Linked DNA regions of Homo sapiens: region 1 is linked to region 2. A link is a contact called in ENCODE Hi-C data. All regions are on one chromosome and are shown on one strand. Each heading gives the region's core, a stretch centred on a gene start or an enhancer-like site at or near the end of the contact. The rest is flanking DNA. Distances are from core to core; before and after follow the strand shown.

What was found. Hi-C counts contacts between places; a loop is a spot of excess contacts on that map. Pooled maps may share reads with other maps.
Region 1: a loop to region 2 is called in a map of gastrocnemius medialis, with 5 times the contacts of the local background. The contact joins the promoter of ST7-AS1 here to the enhancer-like site in region 2. A Hi-C loop is called at or near these places in 1 of 168 maps with a recorded cell type or tissue (gastrocnemius medialis), 1 of 37 single-sample maps with no recorded cell type and 4 of 50 pooled maps.

What each region holds. Positions count from the first base shown.
Region 1 is chr7:116,952,166-116,957,157 of GRCh38, forward strand. ST7-AS1 (ST7 antisense RNA 1) reads right to left here and starts at 2,169. Exons shown (of 1, transcript NR_002330.1): 1 at 281-2,169. ST7 (suppression of tumorigenicity 7) reads left to right here and starts at 1,336. Exons shown (of 16, transcript NM_001369598.1): 1 at 1,336-1,526. The coding sequence starts at 1,376. ST7-OT4 (ST7 overlapping transcript 4) reads left to right here and starts at 1,683. Exons shown (of 5, transcript NR_002329.2): 1 at 1,683-1,944; 2 at 2,296-2,514; 3 at 2,809-2,988; 4 at 4,258-4,558. RefSeq lists enhancers at 882-991, 1,407-2,330 and silencers at 1,252-1,321, 1,532-1,731, 1,792-2,091, 3,689-3,948.
Region 2 is chr7:116,631,271-116,636,933 of GRCh38, forward strand. All of the region lies in intron 2 of COMETT (cytosolic oncogenic antisense to MET transcript), which reads right to left. Among named protein-coding and RNA genes, the nearest start is that of MET, 38 kb to the right of the region's middle. RefSeq lists a silencer at 891-1,091 and an enhancer at 2,169-3,368. Within about 2 kb of position 2,406, at least 8 of the 41 ENCODE cell types and tissues checked have a DNase peak (open chromatin) inside an H3K27ac peak, as active enhancers do; they include gastrocnemius medialis, where a contact is called at or near this core.

The sequences.
Region 1 (4,992 bases), core at 919-3,418, 320 kb after region 2:
AGATTCCATGTATCAGTGTTAGACACAAAAATCATTTGGTCATGTGCTGCCATAAATAACTATAAAGAAAGTCTATGTGTGCCAATTTCACTTATTCTGGCCTGGATCTCACTGTAGTAGATCAAATGTGAGGAAGAAACAGTAGCCGAGAGAGGCTGGAATTAGTAAAAATTTAAGAGTAGTTCCATCCATTATGTATGCCGTAATAGGCCCTATATGTGAAAAGTTAAAGGAGCTTATTTAATTATGAAGGAAACTATTATACAAGTAAGCAAAACAATTTATAATAAAATATTCTTTATGCTCAGAATTTTAAAAATAGATGTAGACTGGAAAACCTGCAATTTCCTCATTACCATCTAATACATAGAAAGTCAAATCACTTACGGACAGAAACAGACTTGAAAATTTCAGCTGAGAAAACATTTTAGAATAAAAGAAACATTTTATTCAGCACAGTCAAAACAAAACAAAAACAACAAAACAATGTTTAAAATGGACTTTCTGTTAGAGGTGGCCGTTTCACAGTCAAAATTATCCCAGAGAATTGTTTATATTAAAAACAGGCTGAGAATAGTTTGACCTCTGATCACCAAAAAACCTGGAGGATAAACATTCATCTGTCAAGATTTCTCTGGAAAATCCCTGCGCTGCTTCAAAGAGACAGAACAAAGGTAAATAGCATCTGCCACCCAAATCTTGCTGAATAGAGTGATTTATCTTCAGGCCTACTAGCCGGCGACAGGAGCGCACCTCCTCCCTTCTCCTAGCTGTCCCGGGTTTATTCATTCCCTGAGCCTGAATCCTGATAAGGGAGCAGAGTAGGGTTTAAGACCTCGGACCCCAGAATACACCACTGCAATTGAATTTTGGTTCCACCTTAAGGTAAACTACGCAGCTGCTGTGAGCCTCAGTTTCCCTACCTATAGAAAGAGGATCGTAGTGGGGAATTGTTGCAGGGGTTAAATGAGATTGTACGGATCGTGGAGCAGCGCCTGGCGTGTGGTAAACGCTCAACTTATGCGGGTTGTAACTGCCTGAGGCGTTTCCTTCGGCGCGCCACTTGGCCTTCTCTTTCTAAATATTAGCATAATAAATATAAATGGACCCAGAACGCGAGGGGGCAGGGGCCACGTGATCGCTCCACGAAAGCCACTTGTAGGGACCTTTAGAGAGTTAGCAATAAGGCTGGAGAAGGAAAAGCCGGCGCGCCCGCGGCCCGCGCGATTTCCCGCCGAGCCCGCGTCCCCGGCGGCGGGCGGGCTCCGGGGGCGCCCGGGCCGCGGCGGCGGCGGCGGCGCGAGCTGCGCCTCCGGGCCGGTGAATCATCCCGGCAGACACCAAGAGCCGCGGCAGCAGAGAGGAGCGCTGAAACATGGCTGAAGCGGCCACGGGCTTTCTGGAGCAGCTCAAGTCCTGCATAGTTTGGTCTTGGACGTATCTGTGGACCGTGTGGTTCTTCATCGTGCTATTCCTGGTCTACATCCTGCGGGTGCCTTTGAAAATCAACGACAACTTGAGCACAGGTAAGGCCTGGGAGCCGGGCCCGCGGCGCCCACCCCTCCCCCGCCCCGGAAAGTTAGTGCAACTCGCGCGGGGCCGCGGCCAGGCGCGCGCTCGGGGACGCGCCGGGGCCCGCGCACCGGAGGCCCGCGGCTACCCGCCAGCAACGCGGCGGCTTAGGCGGCGGGGCCGGGCAGCTGGGCGCGCGGGGGCGGCCGGTGGCCTTCACGGCCCCGCGGAGGAAGAGCTGCGCCGCGCACAGCCCGCAAGGCGGGCCGGGCCGGGCCGGCAGCCGCCCTGCTGCGTCGCTGGTGGTCGGGAGACGGAGAAGAACGGGTGTCGCGGGCGAAGGAGTTCCCAGGACACCCCCTCGGGTGTCTGCGCCGGAACTCCGAGGGTTCCCCGGAGTTAGACCGAGTCCTTCCTCACGCCCTCCCGGCTGTGGGTGCCAAGCGGCCGAAGTGTGGTCGGGGAGGCGCCCTCCCGCCCGGCCGCGGAGGCCCGAGGGCGGCTGCCGGAGGGTGCTCGGCGGCGAAGCCCCCTGACCCGGCCGGGCTGTCCGGGCGGCGCCCTCCGTGGCCCGGAGTTGCGTCTTGCCGGGCGTGGGGCTGTCTCTCTGGTTGGGTAGTGGGGAGAGGGGTTCCCGAAGGCACTCTTGGGAGTGTATGGATGACGTGTCAGGTCACCAAATGGATTGTCGAAGGGACCGGAGGGAAGAGGGGAGAGCTGGAATTTCTGAGGGTTTCGGTTGCAGTTTTCAGTGATCTTTGCTCGTCTCCCTTCCCTGTAAAGCTACATATGCTCAGCAAGTGCCGCGTGCCTCCCATCCTTGGTCGGTGGTAAATGCAGGAGGTAATTAACAGGATCTTCACAAACTTGGAGCCAGCCCACTGAGTCGTTAAAAAAACACCCGCAAAGAAAACACACGAGCCTTAACACTCCAGAGAGTTCCGAAACACAAAGTAAATTTCGAGCTAAGGGTTACAGTCCTTTAAATCTGGAAATTTCAAGGTAGAGTGTTTTTGTTTTTGTTTTAAATTTTAATTTCACAGTACTGGGAAATTCTTACAGTCCTGAAGATATATACATATGTACACATATATATCTTCCCTTGTTAATCTCCATACTCTGGGAGTGCAAGTCTGGAAATGCATTTTCCTCAGGTGTTTAGCTGCATTAAAACGCTTTTTAAAACGCTTGAGATAATGTACTCATTTTGTTAGGAAACTTGTACCTTTCAGATACTAACTTAAGTATTTTGATTACTAACTTGAACTCATGTTCATATTTACATTTGTTTTGTAGTATCCCTCGGGATCGTGTCCCTGGGAGGCGGATAGGATTCAGCACTCTAGAATTGTCTCACCATTTGAATAGGTGCTGCTCAGCCCTTTTGAGTCTGTCATCGGAAAGACCATGGCTTTCTCGCTTTTCATCTTTTTGGATGGCTGCTTGTCGCAATATTGTCTTCTTCGCTTTAGACAAGTATGTCTCCAGGATACCTTCTGGTCTCAAAGTTCTATACCTTTAAGAAGTTGTTTGAATATATGTTTTAATGGAATTACGTATTTGTTGGTAACAGTGTTAGTCTGTTTTGTGCTGCTGTAACAGAATACCACAGATTGGGTAATTTTTAAAGAACACATTTTATTTCTTGTAGTTCAGGAGTCAGGGAAGTCTTGAGATCAAGGGACTGGCATGTGGGGAGGTCCTTCTTGCTGTCATCCCTTGGTGGAAGGTGGAAGGGTAAGAGAACATGAGAAAACAAGAGGGGGCCCACTTTCACTTTTATAACAAACCTACTCCCTCAATAACAAAATTAATTCATTCTTGAAGGCAGAGCCTTCATGACCTAATTACCACTCACAGGTCCCACCTTTCAACACTTTTGCACTTGGGATTTTCAAACACACTAGTTTTTAAAATATTAATGTTTCTCCTTATTACACACTTAAAATTTTATTTCATGATATACATTTGTATATCACATTTTCATCAGGTTAAATAATTACCCATGTATATATGTGTAAGTGTCACATCCAGTGCTCTGTGCAGATCAGGCAAGAAGCAAAATATCTACTGGGAAAATGTGTACTTCTTAAGGAAGGGCATTGTTAGGTCTTCTAGCAATTTAAATCTAGCATTTCTCAGAGATGCCTTTGTTAATTTGTGTAGGGGCAGTTCTAAGAGATAGCGAAAATATGAAGATGAACGTGCCATCCGGGCTGTACCTTGCTAGACACATGATAGAAGACCTGATGATGCTGGACTTTTCAGTTTGGTTTCATGCTCATTTCAGTCATAAAGAAAGATAAAAGGGGAAGCACACAGAGAGCACTCACCTCTCTGCTGTTTTTATGAGAGGGTAGCAGGATCTGGGGTGGGAGGAGGACTTTGGCATTAATTTTGAGACATGAAATTATAGCCACAAACCACCCTAGAACAGTTTAGGTTTTTCAAAAAACAGTTGCAGACATTAGAGGCCTATTTTCTTCCCTTTTAAGTAACAGTGAGAAGTTATAGTAGGAAAACTGCCAAAAGGTTGTTGTCAACTTAATTCCCTCCTTTCCTTGCCAATTCCCCTCCCCTTTGGGAAAAAGTTTCTGTACTGAAGTTATTGGCAAGGAAGGCCCAGGGAGAAAGAAGTCATTAGCCAGCACCCCTGAGAGGGGAGGCAGGAGCTAGCCTGGTCTAACTTGTCCTTGCAGGGAGGTCTAAAAGAGTTCTAACGGGACTAACTTTGCTGTTCTTCAGCCCTGTGGTGCTTACTCTTCCTGTGATGAAGGCAAGTGTGTTCCTGGAGAGGTTACTGAATCTGGAGCTGCTTTTAGGGAGTTGCAGATGGCGCAGGCCTCCCTTCCTCCTCAAGGAAGCCAAAGACACCATCACAATCAGGCAGCCAGGAGCCAGGGCTTCCATAGGCCCAGCTCTGTACCTGTAGGGGGATGGAATCTGCTAAAAGTGTTCTGGAGTCATTCTTGGATATCTGCTTGGTATCTTCTCAATATCTTGACCATCTGTGACAATTTTAATCCTCATTTGATCATATTTTATGGTAAATGAGCTTAACTCGATTTTTTTTTAATTTAGATGCCTCCTAATGTACTATAACAGGTGCTATGATAAGAAAGATGAATGAGTTTGTAAAACCCAGGGTAAATAAGGAGTTTACTACAAGAATACAACTTCCCATATGCAAGATGGGGCTGGGCAAGGCTGTGAGAGCTTCTCTTGAATTGAGCCTAAGAGGATGAGGAGAATTCCATGATTGAGGACTCAGAGGTGGACCTCCCAAACAAAGGGACAAAGTTGTGAAAGTGCAGGTCAGATTCAGAGAAGAGCTAATCGTGGAATTTAATTTAAAATAATAAAAGAAAAGGACTTTGATGAACAACCATACCGTTTTTAGCTCTTACATCGTGTAGTTTTCCAAGTAAAAATGCTTTGAATGCTGTTTTTGAGGTATACTACTTCCCTACTCCCACCAGC
Region 2 (5,663 bases), core at 1,156-3,655:
AGCAAAGAAAAGCTGTCCCATACTTAGAGCTCTCCTCCCAGTGAAGATCCAAAACAGACTATGAGCTTATTAATGGTCATTCTCATAGAATTGTAACATTCTAGAGCTGAACAAGGTTTAAAGGTAGTCTAATACAGCCCTTTCATTTTGTAAAAGAAGAAACCGGGGCCCAGAGAAGCTTTGGCTTGTCTGAGGTCACAGAGCCAGATGAGACCTGATTCTTAGTCCTGTATCTTTCCATTAGATCCTACTATTTTCTGTTTGATCTGGTGGTAAAAAGACAGGGTTGGATTACATCATGCATGCCCTTTAAATAATACAATCCAAGTAACTGCCATATTATAGGGACTATTGACAAAAGAAGGGAACACCCTCCTCCACTGAGATCTGCATATATTGCAATAAGCAAATGTCTTACATTTAACTTGATTATCTGAAAATTGAATTTACATAACTAGGAACACATGTGATATTATGATGGGACTAATGCACACCAAAAAGGATGACTTTTATCTACAAAATATACTCTTAGTATCCTGACTAGGGACAATGAAAAATTCAAGATGTTCAATTCTCACCCATCTGCGGTGTGTGTGTGTGTGTGTGTGTGTGTGTATATATATATGTGTGTGTGTGTGTGTGTGTGTGTGTGTGTGTATTTATCCTGACAGTATATGACAGATCAAAATTTTCAATTGGTGAAGTTTCCTATAAACAAGGAAAGACCTGGCCCTGTTATGAGTTTGCCCTTCAAGCTGGAACTCCAGCTGGGACTAAATCCAGTGCTGTGGGGCTCAGCAGTCGATGTTGTTGAGACTGAACACAGATTATAAGGACATTGCATTTATCTAGACTTTGGTTAAATATAAGGGTTACAATAAAAAGAAAGAATATATCATGTCAAATTTGGCCAAATCCATGTAAACTCTAACCTACTTAGCCTACTCAGCATACACATTCTGAACTGTAAACTATAAACATTAGTTGACTGATTAGTCCTCAATTTCACCATGGATTAAATAACAGAACACAGAGTTACTGTGAGACTTGTGGTAGAAAATCTTTAATTCATTCCCCACATATGTGCTAACATTTGATACAGCTTAGAATTTAAAAAAACATAAAAGAAGGCTATAAAGTAAAAGTTACAAAAAAGGGGGAGGAAAAGGAAAAGGAGACAGATGATTTTATCAGAAACTTGGAATGAGGCACTTGTCACAACTAAACACTGAATTTACCCTGGGCTTCCTGACCACAAATAGTAGTGATGAAACTAAGCTCCTCATTTTTATATATTTATAACCACATAGACAGCACTTTGTTTATCTCATTTAATCCCCCTGGTTTCACATATTTTGAAACCAAGGGAATCACATATGTAAAGAATTTTCTGAGTTGCATGGTTATAAGCCAAAACTGCCTAAACTAATGTAATGAAATTACATTATGGACTAATTGAAGGTCTACGATTACTTATCCAAAACTACTGGGAACAGAATTCAGAATTATTCAGGATTTTAAAATGTAATCAATTATATAGAACCTATGTTAAGTATCATATGTTACATATCATATTCAGATAATCTAGGGTAGTACCCTATAATCAGACAGATTACTATTTCTAAAATGAAATCTATAAGGGGTTACACTGGCTGGTGTAGGTGAAGTCTATAAATATCTTCACATAAGTTCACACTAGATTTGATTTTGCACCACTGGAATTTGTCACAAATTTATGAAAAAGTTTAATTTTCAGAGCTTTTTGGATGTAGGAATGGTAGATAAAGAGATTATGCTTATGTGCTCACACACATACAAACACTTGCACATACACAACAAATAACTATACATAAGCGGTGCAAGCTTGGCAGTTTTTCTTAATATCTGTTTGACCTGCAACAAATCATATGAATCTGGGCCATTTTCACACACATTAAAAATAGGAGTAAATGTGGAATTAACCAAAGATAAACTGTGACTAAATGTTGCAAACACTCTTCGAAGCACTCTCCATGAATGAGCATAGCCGGGAGGTTAGCAGACCTGAACGCCTTCACAGCTCTGCTGTTGACATTCCATGTGACCCCAGAAAAGTCACTTGGTTTCCCTGGTCCTCAGATTTCTCTCCTGTAAAATGAGGCCGTTGGAAGTGATGGTCTCTAAGGCCCTTTTCAGTTCCACAAGCTGTGCTTATAAAGTTTTTCATTTTATTCATGTCTATAGGTTTAATTTTTAAAAACAATACCCAATAATAAGGTTTCAAATTATCTCTTGGTCTAATGTGCCTGTTTTTACACAGTGTCAATCATCCTTGAGTCACTGAATCACAAGAGTTTTAGGCCAGTCATTTCCTTCACCGTTTCTAAATACTGTACCCTGTTTTACACACAAGCAACGTGAACAACGAAGCGTGATGGTAAAAACAGGACGCTCCGGCTCCCTTCAGCTGGACTTTGCAAACCTCTTTGTGTTATTTTACACGCCTTGATGTCCTAAAAATAAGAACAGAAAGTGCCGCAAGATTATTTCTCAACTCTGGAAATATTTGTGAGTAATTTTGCCAAACTTTATTAGTCAGAAATGCTAATTGAAAACTCCAGATGGCAGCATCACAGTCACCTTGCTTTGCTAATTTTCTTTGAAATCTTGCCCTCCTAAGAAAACACATTGAAAAGAAATCTCTTTGAAACATTATCTTCGGCATGGAAATTAGCTTCTCAAGGATTTTAAAGAGCAAACTCTTACTTGCGGCCTCTTTGTTCCATTCTTTTTTGTAAAGTCACTGTTTCAATTTATAAAAAATGAATTTTGGGATAGCCCAATGGTAGGATATAATAAGTTGAGATTTTATTTTTAAAAAAATACTTATCAGTTTTGAATCTTACTAAATTTTTGGAACTCAGGGGGCAATTACTGCATTTTCTAATGTCCTCCCAGAGCCAACTCAAGTTCAAAGTTTCCAATGACCTTGAATAGGATTTTGTGTTCATGTCAGCTGTTGGGATATGAAGAATAAAATAAGAATCTAGGTCAGTGTTGCTTATGCTGATAGCATAGCTTGTGTATTTCTCCATGATTTATATTTTTGCTAATGTATACTTTCCCCTTTAAATGCAAAATATGTCTCTAATATTGCACATGTGTATGTGCACACTCAACAACTTCCCTAACCTGTCCTCAAAACTGGTAACTTATGTCACTACAATTACTTAGTTAACTGATCAAACTGCTAAACAGCCTAAATATCCTAATATATTTTATTTAAGAGTTTAAGACCAGGTCCTCCAAATCTCACCTTGATTTTCTACCTTCTAGTATGTATACCTCCTGCCCTTCCCTGGTTGCCTCCATGAGTTTAGAATGGAAGGTGGAAAGCAAATGTAAGGATCAGGACAGCTTATCTTTTCAGCCCTTTCATCTGTGTCCCAGGCTCCCTCCTACACTCGCACTGTGCCTTGAACAGTGGCCTGAAGTTAATATATCAGTATTTATGATGGTAGAGACACAGTTTGACATGTAATATATCCCAATACGTACTATTGTGGAAATCTACTTGTAGTTCATCTTTCCCAGCTTAGTGAAAGAACATGTGTTCTAATATATAGAAGAAAAGTTTTTATGGCTCACTTTATATTTTTGAACATTGCAACCCATTTCCTAATTCAGGAAGCTTTTCTACACTTCTTTTAAATAGCCATTGCTATTTCTACTCATTTCTCTACTTTTCTGAATGATAGTTCTACTTAATTAATGTATTTTAAAGTTTAGCAAGCAAAGTTATGTAATTTCTCTGCCTTTTTTCCCCCTAAGAGTAAGGCCTTGGAAAATACACACAAAAAAAGTTATATATTTAAGATCACTATAAAATATATGAAGAAACATTTTGATAAGTTCAGTGATTTAATTGGGGATATGAGTCCAGGCGTGATAGAGCGAGACCCTGTCTCAAGAGCACGAGAACCCACTTACTTACCACCCAAACTCACCTCACCTATCTAATTTTAGCAGTGGCTCATGCTTGTAATCCCAGCACTTTGGGAGGCCAAGATGGGTGGATCACTTGAGCACAGGGGTTCGAAACAAGCCTCGTCAACATAGCAAAACCCCGTCTCCACTAAAAATACAAAAAGTTAGTCCCGCGCGGTAGCCTAAGCTTGTAATCCCAGCTACTTGGGAGGCTGAAGCATGAGAATCGCCAGAACCTGGGAGGCAGAGGTCACAGTGAGCTGAGCTGGAGTCATTGCCCTCCAACGTGGGCAACAGAGCAAGACACTGTCTCAAATTAATTAATTAATTAAAAATTAAAAATTAATAAATTTAAACGGGGGTATGGAAAGAGAGCAACCTCTTTTCTCCCCGCTCCACTCTGGCCCTAACATACCACTCACGCAGCCCTTGCCTGGATCACCACCCTCATTGACCTTACAACACTTGCTGATTTTGCCTACTGATCCACCTGCAGGTGGGGAGTAAAGAAGAATCAGGGAAAGTCTGTTAAGGAGAGATGGAAACAGGGCTAAGTCATAAAATTAGATAGGTGAGGTGAGTTTGGGTGGTAAGTAAGTGGGTTCTCGTGCTCTTGAGACAGGGTTTTGCTCTATCGCCCAGGCTGGAGTGCAGCGGTGTAATTTTGGCTCACAGCAACCTCCACCTCCTGCGTTCAAGCAATTTTCAAGCCTCCCAAGTAGCTGGGATAACAGGCATATGCCACCATGCCTGGCTAATTCTTGTATTTTTAGTAGAGATGAGGTTTCGTCATGTTGACCAGGCTGGTCTCAATCTCCTGGCCTTAAGTGATCTGCCCACCTTGTCCTCCAAAAGTGAGGAGATTACAGGTGTTGAGCCACCACGCCCTGCCTCATGCTCTTGATACAAACTGAAAATTAGCACACGGATTTTAAAGCCAACTGAAAGATGGAGCATTTTTCAGCACCTGTACTCCCTATCCAACAATCACTTCTCCCTCCCCTCCAACTTAAACACCTACCCAATTTCTTTATATAAACCTTACTATAAAAAAGAGCCAAATAGACAACTATGGATAAGATCTAACTTTTTGTTTTTGTTAGGCTAATGTATCTGATCATGCTTAACTGAGATTGTAGATTTTTTGATGGAAGAAATTGTATATTGCTAATAATTTATAGTCTTTCTAGTGTATAATCAAATATTTAATAACAATAATAACTAATCCCTATGGTGTGCTTCTATGTGCCATGCACTTTCATGTATTTTAAATACTTTACATATATTAAATTAACTGAATAGCCACAATAGCTATATTAGCATCCCTGATTTACAGACAAGGAAACAGAGACACTAAAAGGTTAAATTAAAACAAGGTCATCCAGCTTATAAATGGCAGTCTCAAGGTCACACACATACAAGAGAAATTTTTACTAGCTTGAAAGACCTATGAAAACAGATAATTGTACAACTAAAAAAACAAGTAACAAAATATTTCATTGAATGAAAGTTGGCTTCATATTTAATTAGCCATGCCATATCTCATTAACTTCATTGAAACTTCTGGGAGGAGGGGGTTAGAGTAATCAAAAACAAAGAAACTTCAACCACATAGTAAATAAACAGTCATGGGGCCAAGAATGACCCTAATGAGTAAAGTATTTTATTATTTCCTTAATTGAGACAATATACTAGTT